Linked DNA regions of Homo sapiens: region 2 is linked to region 1. Evidence: chromatin loops called from intact Hi-C (ENCODE). Cell type or tissue: natural killer cell. All regions are shown on one strand. Region 1 overlaps MSH3 (mutS homolog 3). Region 2 overlaps MSH3 (mutS homolog 3).

Region 1 (5,000 bases):
GTCACAGCTTACTGCGGGGGCTAGCAAATGTCTGCTTGTTTTTCAAGGAATAGGAAGAAATGTTTAGTGAATACCTAGCAGTCTGTTGCCAGAGATGGTTTTTGTTGTTTCAATTCCATTGTACATTCTTCTTAGCATTTAAAAAATTATTTGAACTTTTGAACAGGCAATATCTTCACATACTTTAAAAGTTTGAAAATCTGAAAAGTTACACAGTAAAATGTTTGCTTATCATTCCTGCCCCACATCTACTCAGATCCCACTAGGTAATCATGGTTATTACTTTATCATGTATACTTCCAGAAACCTTTTGTTTAAAAAAGCAAATATGAATTTTATATATATATATATGAAATCTCTTCCTCCCTTATTACATAGATGGAGCCATAATATACCCAGTACTTTGTACTTGGCTGTTTTCCCTTAGTAGTATAAGATAGTTATTTTAAATTTTGTATTATTCAGTCTCAGTGACAAGGTGGCGTTCCCAGCGTCAGGGAATTTCTAATCTAATCTGGTCAAGGTATAATCTACTAGTAAGGAGGAAGAGATACAAGTAGTGGAAGCTTTTGTACTAAAATCAAATACTTACCTGTTACTCACTCTATAACTCAATACCACATTTAGAGCAAATGAGTAATACCTTTATAAGTCAAATTAGATTTTTAGAAAACTGCTTTAGGAAATTAGGCATGCTAAGATAATTCTTGGCATTTAAATCACATAATTAAGGGAATAGAAAATGGTTTGTGTTAGGAAATAGATCTTTGACTACATTTTTGCATGACTTTCTGATGTACTAAGTACATTTTAGTGGTCAATGTTCTCTACATTAAATGGCTTTTGTTTTGGTAAACCCATATGTTTGGAGTATTAATGGTTGTATTTCTAATTTGTTACCCTGGCCCAAATGATGAAGTAATAGAATGTTGCATATTTCCTTCCACTTAACATTTAATTTGTGTTAATGAAACCAAATGTCACTTTTAACTCTGGAACTTCTAAAATGAACTACACCGGGAAGCCCTCTGTATTCTTTGTGGTTTCCCATGTTCCATGAGCCAGCAACCGGGTGTTCACTTGCAGTGACTCTGGTTTACTCAGCCCCTGGGGATGCATTACTGCTCGGAAATGGGAAGGGAGAGTAGCAGGTGGTGCGTAATTGAGAGCTGTGTTTGATTGGGACTGACCTGGTGCCCCTTTCCTCTGCCGGTTTGAATGAGAGTTTAAAGGAGGAACTGCTGCTGCTAAGAACAAAATGAACCCGAGTGCCTCTTACTGTTTGTCCCGACTGTCAGTGCATAGGGATTAACTAACATCCAGGAACTTTTAGCTGGCCTCTGCTTTGTTCTTCAACATTCGGACCTTCAGTGAGCTCTAGACCTGCACAAACGACCTGCAGCAAATGGCAGCTTTCATTTGGGCTGAGGAAGAGGAATATTGGAGAGAATGAGGAGAAGGAAATAAATATCTTTCCTTTTTGGCCCTTCCTGCTTTATCTTTCTCCATCTTTATGCCTTTATTAATGAGGATTTTCCAAATATCGGTCTTCAAAAATGCCATAAGAAGACTTCATTTTCTGTGGTTTTAATGTCATAAAATATCTCCTTATGTGAAATAACTAGATATGCTGGATCAAGCATAACAAACATCCCTTTAGGACATTGCTGAATCTGTATTTAAAACATAAGGGAAGAACTGAGGGAACAGATGGAAAAAGGAACTGGAAATGGAAGTGAATTGACTGCTGCAGCTGCCCTCTGGGCTCCTGCAGATCTTGGTAATCAAAAGGATTGGGGTTCAACTGCCTTGTGGGAGACAGGAGACAGGGTCTTGGGTCCATTTAAGTTAGAGATACCATAGTAACGTGAGACACTCAAAGGACTGTGGTCTCAGTAGAGAGGTGACAAATACGTCTTGACCTGTTCTTGCCTGAGGAAAACGTTTCTAAGAATTCTTAACCACAGGCCCTCCCTCATAGATTTTCAGTTTCAATTTATACTCTGTGTGGTCTGGCAATTTCCAAGCTGTGAAACTTATTTAAAACAGTCTGATGGTACTCACATAAATCACCAAGTTAAAAAAATACAAAATAGAATAAAAAATATGAGCATGGAAAATAAATACTATCAAAAGGGCTCAGATTGATTTAAAAAGGAAACACAGACAATTCTTTAAGACTGAATGGACTAAAGAACTCATTCATGTAACCAAAAACCATTTCTGCCACAAAAACTATTGAAATTAAAAAAAGAATGACTTAAATAAGAATGGATCTTATACTCCAAAAAGAAAGAAAGAAAAGAAAACAACAACAACAAAGCAGGATATGGGTTAAACAAGAATAGAGGAAATAACTGAAATGCAAGATAATACCTGAAGAAATTACCTAGAATGCAGCACAGGGTGGCAATGTCAGGCCTTCAGTGTTTCTTCTCTGGATTTTTGAAACAGCTTTCTAACTGGTATTCCTGACACTGTTCTTATGTGCATCCAGACTATTAGCCTTGGATCCCAGCTCCTGTGATCACATTTTCAAACCTTCACCCTCCATTTTCCACTAATCTTTTATAGACAATAGCTAATCTTTTACTCAATAGCTACCCCCAGGAAATCCTCCCTGATCCTAAAACTGCATTTGTTCGTTAGGTGCTCCTGGCCTGTGTTCCCATTGTACCTAGATCATAACCCAGTTATAATCTTATTACATTGTTATCATTAATGCTTTTTAAAAAGTTTTACTATTCATCACTAGAGTGTAAATTGTTTGTAGACTAGCAAAGCTCTGTTAACAATTATAGCCCTAATGTCTACCACTTTGTACAATTAGTACTTTGTAAGCACTCAGTAATTGTTCATTGAATGTAAGAATGAATGGTGTATGTGAAAGGTGAAGCTATATAGGTCTAATGATGCTTAGATCCTAGGAAAGGGCCTATGGTTCATGTTTCTGACAGGAGATTATTTAGGTAGTTCATTTAGCCATTTCACATGACCAATGTGTTAATGTCTGAATTTAATCTACTCGTTCTGTGCTGTCTTAAAAGTCAAACTTTTCAGTAAAACGAAACCAAACAAAAAATACACCCCTAGCAGTTTGTATTTCAGCTCCCCACCCCCACCAGACAACTTTTTTTAAACATTTTATGTTGGTAGGTACATAGTAGGTCTATATATTAAGGGTATATGAGATATTTGTTGCAGGCATACAATGTATAATAATCATATCAGGGTAAATGGGGTATCCATCACCCCAAGCATTTATCATTTCTTTGTGTTACAGATATTCCCATTATACTCTTCTAGTTATTTTTAAATGTACAATAAATTGTTGGCTGTAGTCACCCTGTTGCACTCTCAAATACTAGATCTTATTCAATATATCTAACTATACAAAATTATCTTAAGTTTGAATTATAGAGGCATTTTCACAGTAGCAACCAGTAGGTACTGACTCCATCACTGACAATAGCTATAGGTCACACTCTGTGTTTCTGAGTGACAGCCACACATGGTAGATACTCATGTCACCACCTAGTTTATCTTCAAATGTGAAGGACTCCAGTGACACTCACATTTAGTCCTTTCATCTTTGGTAGTAAAGATGAATCTTTGTCATCCCCAGGACCTCTTCTTTTTGTTTGTTTGGTATATGGAATGAAATGACTCAGGTGCCTTCTTTCAGTTAATTTAAGTTGTATAGTAAGATCAACCGTAGAATACTATCAGTCATCTTGGAATAATATCTTTATCATCATCCAATTGATGATGCTTCTTCCAGTTTTGTTTCCTGTTGCTATCACTCCATCTGTCATTAATTGCACTAAGATAATAATTCTCTATTGTGTGGCCTGACATACTGTTTTATTACAATTATTTGGAAGGTCTTGTTACTACTGCACATTAAAAAACAATTCTAAGGTATGTGAATTGTTTAATATTTAAAAATGTAGTCATTCTTGCTTATTTCCATTCTGATCTTCGTACAGGAGTTGAAGATGGAATTATACCTAACCGCAGTGATGAGAAATTTGTGGTGAACAGTGTCACATACCCTTTCACTCTCTCCCTGCCCATTTAGACCTCCATAATTATTAATAGTTACATTGTGCTTTCTCAATGCAACCTACTGTCCAGTCTCAGCACAGCGAGTACTTCAGATCATTACTACTTGTCAGGTTTAGCACTCAAGATCCCAGGACTAGCTTTTCTTGTATAATTCCCACTTGTTGTTCACTTTGCACAAAATACCTGTTTACATATCTATGCCCTAAGGTTTGTCCATACATAGTTATTTCTGAGCTCATATTTTGGATGCTATTTATCCCTCTTCCATGCTGTTCTTTGTAGTGTCTACTACACAAAATTTGTAACGATGTGGTAACAGTAAACATTTATGAGTGGTTGTCATGATGTAGCAGGTACTGTGTTAAGTACCTGACATTTATTATTTCATTGAATTCTTGTACTAACACCAAGAGTTAGGGCTCATTGCTCTTCTCATTTTATAGGTGGAGAAACTAGGACAAGGCTAAATAATTGGTAAATGGCAGAGCCTGGGTTTGAATCAAGGCCACCTGACTTCTGAGCCCAAGTTGGTAACCTCTGAGGTAGTCCTTAAAGAAGGTTGGGTTAAAACCAAACTGATTGATAGTGAACATACTGCTTTTGCCTGTGTTGGCACTAGACTAAAATAAAAACCTTTTCCTTTATGTTTTCCCAGATTCCAAACCAACTTGGCCTAACCTTTCAAGTCTCTAAGAAATTTATAGTTTTATATCTATTAAAAAAATCTTCTGGTAGACTTCATAAATATGACTTAGATTTTTATTAAACTTTTTTGCTCGTATCTTTCTGTATCTCAGAAAACCTTTAATTTTTGAGACAGTAGCTATTTGTGTAGGCTGTCTTATATGTTCACAGATGGCATTATTTTATCAGTCCTCAAACCATCTGTAGCATCAACTTAGTCTATTCCAATTGGTGTCATCTTTCATTTA
Region 2 (5,000 bases), 91 kb after region 1:
CTTTTCTTTAAGAGTGTTGAATATTGGCCCCCACTCTCTTCTGGCTTGTGTGGTTTCTGCCAAGAGATCCACTGTTAGTCTGATGGGCTTCCCTTTGTGGGTAACCGGACCTTTCTCTCTGACTGCCCTTAACATTTTTTCTTTCATTTCAACCTTGGTGAATCTGACAATTATGTGTCTTGGAGTTGCTCTTCTCGAGGAGTATCTTTGTGGTGTTCTCTGTATTTCCTGAATTTGAATGTTGGCCTGCCTTGCTAGGTTAGGGAACTTCTCCTAGATAATATCCTGAAGAGTGTTTTCTAACTTAGTTCCATTCTCCCCGTCACTTTCCAGTACACCAATCAAATGTATATTTGGTCTTTTCACATAGTCCCATATTTCATGGAGGCTTTGTTGATTTCTTTTCACTCTTTTTTCTCTAATCTTGTCTTCTCACTTTATTTCATTAATTTGATCTTCGGTCGCTGATATCCTTTCTTCCACTTGGTCAAATCGGCTATTGAAGATTGTGCATGCATCATGAAGTTCTCATGCCGTGGTTTTCAGCTCCATCAGGTCATTTAAGGTCTTCTCGACACTGTTTATTCTAGTTAGCCATTCATCTAACCTTTTTTCAAGGTTTTCAGCTTCCATGTGATGGGTTAGAACATGCTCCTTTTGCTTGGAGAAGTTTGTTATTACCGACCTTCTGAAGCCTACTTCTGTCAACTCATCAAACTCATTCTCTGCCCAGTTTTGTTCCATTGCTGCTGAGGAGCTGCAATCCTTTGGAGGAGAAGAGGCGCTCTGGTTTTCGGAAGTTTCTGCTTTTCTGCTGTGGTTTCTCCCTGTCTTTGTGGTTTTATCTACCTTTGTTCTTTGATGTTGGTGACCTACAGGTGGCATTTTGGTGTGGATGTCCTTTTTGTTGATGTTGATGCTATTTCTTTCTGTTTGTTAATTTTCCTTCTAACAGGCCCCTTAACTGCAGGTCTGTTGGGGTTTGCTGGAGGTCCACTCCAGACCCTCTTTGCCTGGGCATCACCAGCAGAGGCTGCAGAACAGTAAATATTGCTGCCTGATCCTTCATCTGGAAGTTTCATCCCAGAGGGGCACCCGCCTGTTTGAGGTGTCTGTCGGTCCCTACTGGGAGGTGTCTCCCAGTCAGGCTACACGGGGTTTTGGGACCCGCTTGAGGAGGTAGTCTGTCCCTTCTCGGAGGTCGAATGCCATGCTGAGAGAACCGCTGCTGTCTTCATAGTTGTCAGACAGGGACGTTTAAGTCTGCAGATGCTGTCTGCTGCCTTTCATTCTGCTATGCCCTGCCCCCAGAGGTGGAATCTAGAGAGGCAGTAGGCCTTGCTGAACTGTGGTGGGCTCTGCCCAGTTTGAGCTTCCAGGCCACTTTGTTTACACTGTGAGCTACTCAAGCCTCAGCAATGGCAGATGCCCCTCCCCCTGTCAAGCCACAACGTCGCAGGTTGATCTCAGACTGCTGCGCTAGCAGTGAGCAAGGCTCCGTGGGCGTGAGACCTGGTGAGCCAGGCATGGGAGGGTATCTCCTGGTCTGCCGGTTGCAAAGACCATGGGAAAAGTGCAGTATTTGGTCAGGAGTGTACTGTTTCTTCAGGTACAGTCTCTCATGGCTTCCCTCGGCTAGGAAAAGGAAATCCCCCGTCCCCTTGCACTTCCCAGGTGAGGCAACGCCCTGCCCTGTTTCAGCTCACCGTCCATAGGCTGCACCCACTGTCCAACCAGTCCCAATGAGATAAAGCAGGTACCTCAGTTGGAAATGCAGAAATCACATATCTTCTGCATCCATCTCGGTGGGAGCTACAGACTGGAGCTGTTCCTATTTAGCCATCTTGGAAGCGACCCTTAATTTTTGGATTTTTTTCTGAGACAGATTCTCGCTCTCTTGCCCAGTCTGGAGTGCAGTGGTGCAACCTCAGCTCACTGTAACCTCTGCCTCCCGGGCTCAAGCGATTTTCCTGCCTTAGCCTCCTGAGTAGCTGGGATTACAGGCATGCACCACTACCCTTGCATAATTTCTGTATTTTTAGTAGATATGTGGTTTTGCCATGTTGGCCAGGCTGGTCTCAAACTCCTGACCTCAAGTGATCTGCCTGCCTCAGCCTCCCAGAGTGCTGAGATTATAGGCCACTGCACCTGGCTGAATATTTTTTTTTTTTTTGAGCCTGTCTCTGAGTACTTTTTTCATGTAGGGCTCTTGGTGGCAAATTTTTTTAGTTTTAGAAAGCCTCAAATAGCTTTATCTTCATATTTGCTTTGAAAGTTTAGATGAATATAAATATCCAGATTTTAAATTTAAAGAAATTGCTCCCGTTATCTTCCAGTATTACATTCAATGTAGATAAAGTCAGTAAGAGTCTGATTCTCATCCCTTGCTTAATGATGAATTTTTTCTTTCTCTGAGGCATTTAGAATTTTTTAATCCTTATTATAAAATTTTCAGCAGAATGTTTAGATGTAAATCTTTTCTTACTAATCTTACTCAGCATTTCATGAAACCTTCCCATATGAAGGTGCATGTCTTATTTCAGCGTAGGGGCATTTTCTTAAGTTATTTTATGTCATTACCTTTGTTGTTTGTATCTTTTGCACTTCCTATTTGAGCAGCTTTCAACTGTTAGGACATGGTCTCCGTGTTTTAAATCTATTTGTTTGTACTTTACATTTCTTGGTCTTTCTCATTGCTGTTCTCAGAGATTTCTTTGAATTTATCTTCCAGGTTTAAAAACTTGGTCTAGGGCAGGGCACAGTGGCTCACGCTTGTAATCCAAGTGCTTTGGGAGGCTGAGGCTGGTGGATCACTTGAGCCCAGGTGTTGTGACCAGCCTGGGCAACATGGTGGAACCCCATCTCTACTAAAGATACAAAAAATAAAAAATTAGCCAGGCATGCCTGTAGTCCCAGCTTCCCAGCAGGCTGAGGTGGGAGGATCATCTGAGCACAGGAAGGTTGAGGCTGCAGTGAGCTGTGTTCATGCCACTGTACTGCAGCCTGGGCGACAGAGTTAGAACCTTTCTCAAATAAACAATAATAAAATAAAAGCTTGGTCCTATACAGCATCGAATTTTAATTTCACCCATACAGTAAATTTTTCAGTGATCATATTTTTAATTTTCAAGATTTCTTGTTCTCCAGTTGTTTATTTCTTCATAGACTTTTCTTGTTTTAAGTCTGTCATATTCTTAATCTTCCTGAGGATACCAAATCGAGATTTTGCTTGTTTTAATTCTTTCCAGTTCTATTAGTCCATTTTCACACTGCTGATAAAGACATACCCGAGACTGGGCAATTTACAAAAGAAAGAAGTTTATTGGACTTACAGTTCCACATGGCTGGGAAGGCCTCACAATCATGGCAGAAGGCAAGGGAGAGCAAGTCACATCTTATGTGGATGGCAGCAGGTAAAGATATTGTGCAGGGAAATGCGCGTTTTTAAAACTATCAGATCTCATGAGACCCATTCACTGTCATGAGAACAGCACAGGAAAGACATGCCCCCATAATCCAGTCATTTCCCACTGGGTCCCTCCCACAACACGTGGGAATTATGGGAGCTAGAAGATGAGATTTGTGTGGGGACACAGAGTCAAACCATGTTATTCCACCCCTGGCCCCTCCCAAATCTCGTATCTTCACATTCAGAACCAATCATGCCTTCCCAACAGTCCCCTGGGGTGTTAATTTATTTCAGCATTAACTTAAAAGTCCACAGTCCAAAGTCTCATCCAGGACAAGGCAAGTCCCTTCTGCCTATGAGCCTGTAAAATCAAAAGCTAGTTAGTTACTTCCTAAATACAATGGGGGTACAGGCATTGGGCAAATACAGCCATTCCAAATGGGAGAAATTGGCCAAAACAAAGGGGCTACAGGCCCTATGCAAGTCTGAAATTCAGCGGGGAAGTCAAATCTTAAAGCTCCAAAATGGTATCTTTTGACTCCATGCCTCACATCCAGGTCACACTGATGCAAGAGGTGGGTTCCCATGGTCTTGGGCACCTCCTCCCCTGTGCTTTGCAGGGTACAGCCTCCCTCCCAGCTTCTTTCACAGGCTGACATTGAGTGTCTGTGGCATTTCCAGGCATATGGTGCAAGCTCTAGGTGGATCTACCATTCTGGGGTCTGGAGGACTGTGGCCTTCTTCTCACAGTTCCACTAGATGGTGCCCCAGTAGGGACTCTGTGTGGGGGCTGTGACCCCACATTTCCCTTCTGTACTGCCCTAGCAGAGGTTCTCCATGAGAGCTCTGCCCTGTAGCAAATTTCTGCCTGGACATCCAGTTATTTCCATACATCTCTGCAATCTAAGCGGAGGTTCCCAAACCTCAGTTCTTGACTTTTGTGTACCTGCAGGCTCAATACCACATGGAAGCTGCCAAGGCTTGGGGCTTGCATCCTCTGAAGCCACAACCTGAGCTGTACCTTGGCCCCTTTTAGTCATGGCTAGAGCTGCTGGGACACAGGGCACCAAGTCCCTATGCTACACACAGCGGGGGTCTACAGGCCTGGCCCATGAAACCACTTTTTCCTCCTTGGCCTCCCGGGGTGTGTTGGGAGGGGCTGCCATGAAGACCTCTGACATGCCTGGAGACATTTTCCCCATTGTCTTGGGGATTAACATTCAGCTCCTCGTTTTTAATGCAAATTTCTGCACCTGGCTTGAATTTCTCCTCAGAAAATGGGATTTTCTTTTCTATCACACTGTCAGGCTGCAAATTTTCCAAACTTTTATACTCTGTTTCCATTATAAAACTGAGTGCCTTTAACAGCACCCAAGTCACCTCTTGAATTATTTTCTGCTTAGAAATTTCTTCTCCCAGATCATCCTCTGCCTAAATCACCTCTCTCTAGTTCAAAGTTCCACAAATCTCTAGGGTGGGGCAAAATGCTGCCAGTTTATTTGCTAAAACAAAGCAAGAGTCACCTTTGCTCCAGTTTCCAACAAGTTCCTCATTTCCATCTGAGACCACCTCAGCCTGGACCTTATTGTTC

The links. Hi-C counts contacts between places; a loop is a spot of excess contacts. Peaks named below come from ENCODE experiments on the same cell type or tissue, not always from the same donor. Only the 100,000 strongest peaks of a DNase experiment are listed, where the experiment ranks them.
Region 2: it touches region 1 in a loop (2.5-fold over the local background); 1 of 110 quality-filtered maps calls a loop at or near these places.

Annotation. Positions count from the first base shown.
Region 1 is chr5:80,753,949-80,758,948 of GRCh38, forward strand. The region is part of intron 12 of MSH3 (mutS homolog 3); the gene reads left to right. Among named protein-coding and RNA genes, the nearest start is that of DHFR, 100 kb to the left of the region's middle. In natural killer cell, no CTCF peak of the experiment used is centred here; a DNase peak (open chromatin) is centred at 1,913; H3K27ac peaks cover 3,795 bases.
Region 2 is chr5:80,845,200-80,850,199 of GRCh38, forward strand. All of the region lies in intron 20 of MSH3 (mutS homolog 3), which reads left to right. Among named protein-coding and RNA genes, the nearest start is that of RASGRF2, 110 kb to the right of the region's middle. RefSeq lists an enhancer at 1,413-1,913. In natural killer cell, no CTCF peak of the experiment used is centred here; no DNase peak of the experiment used is centred here.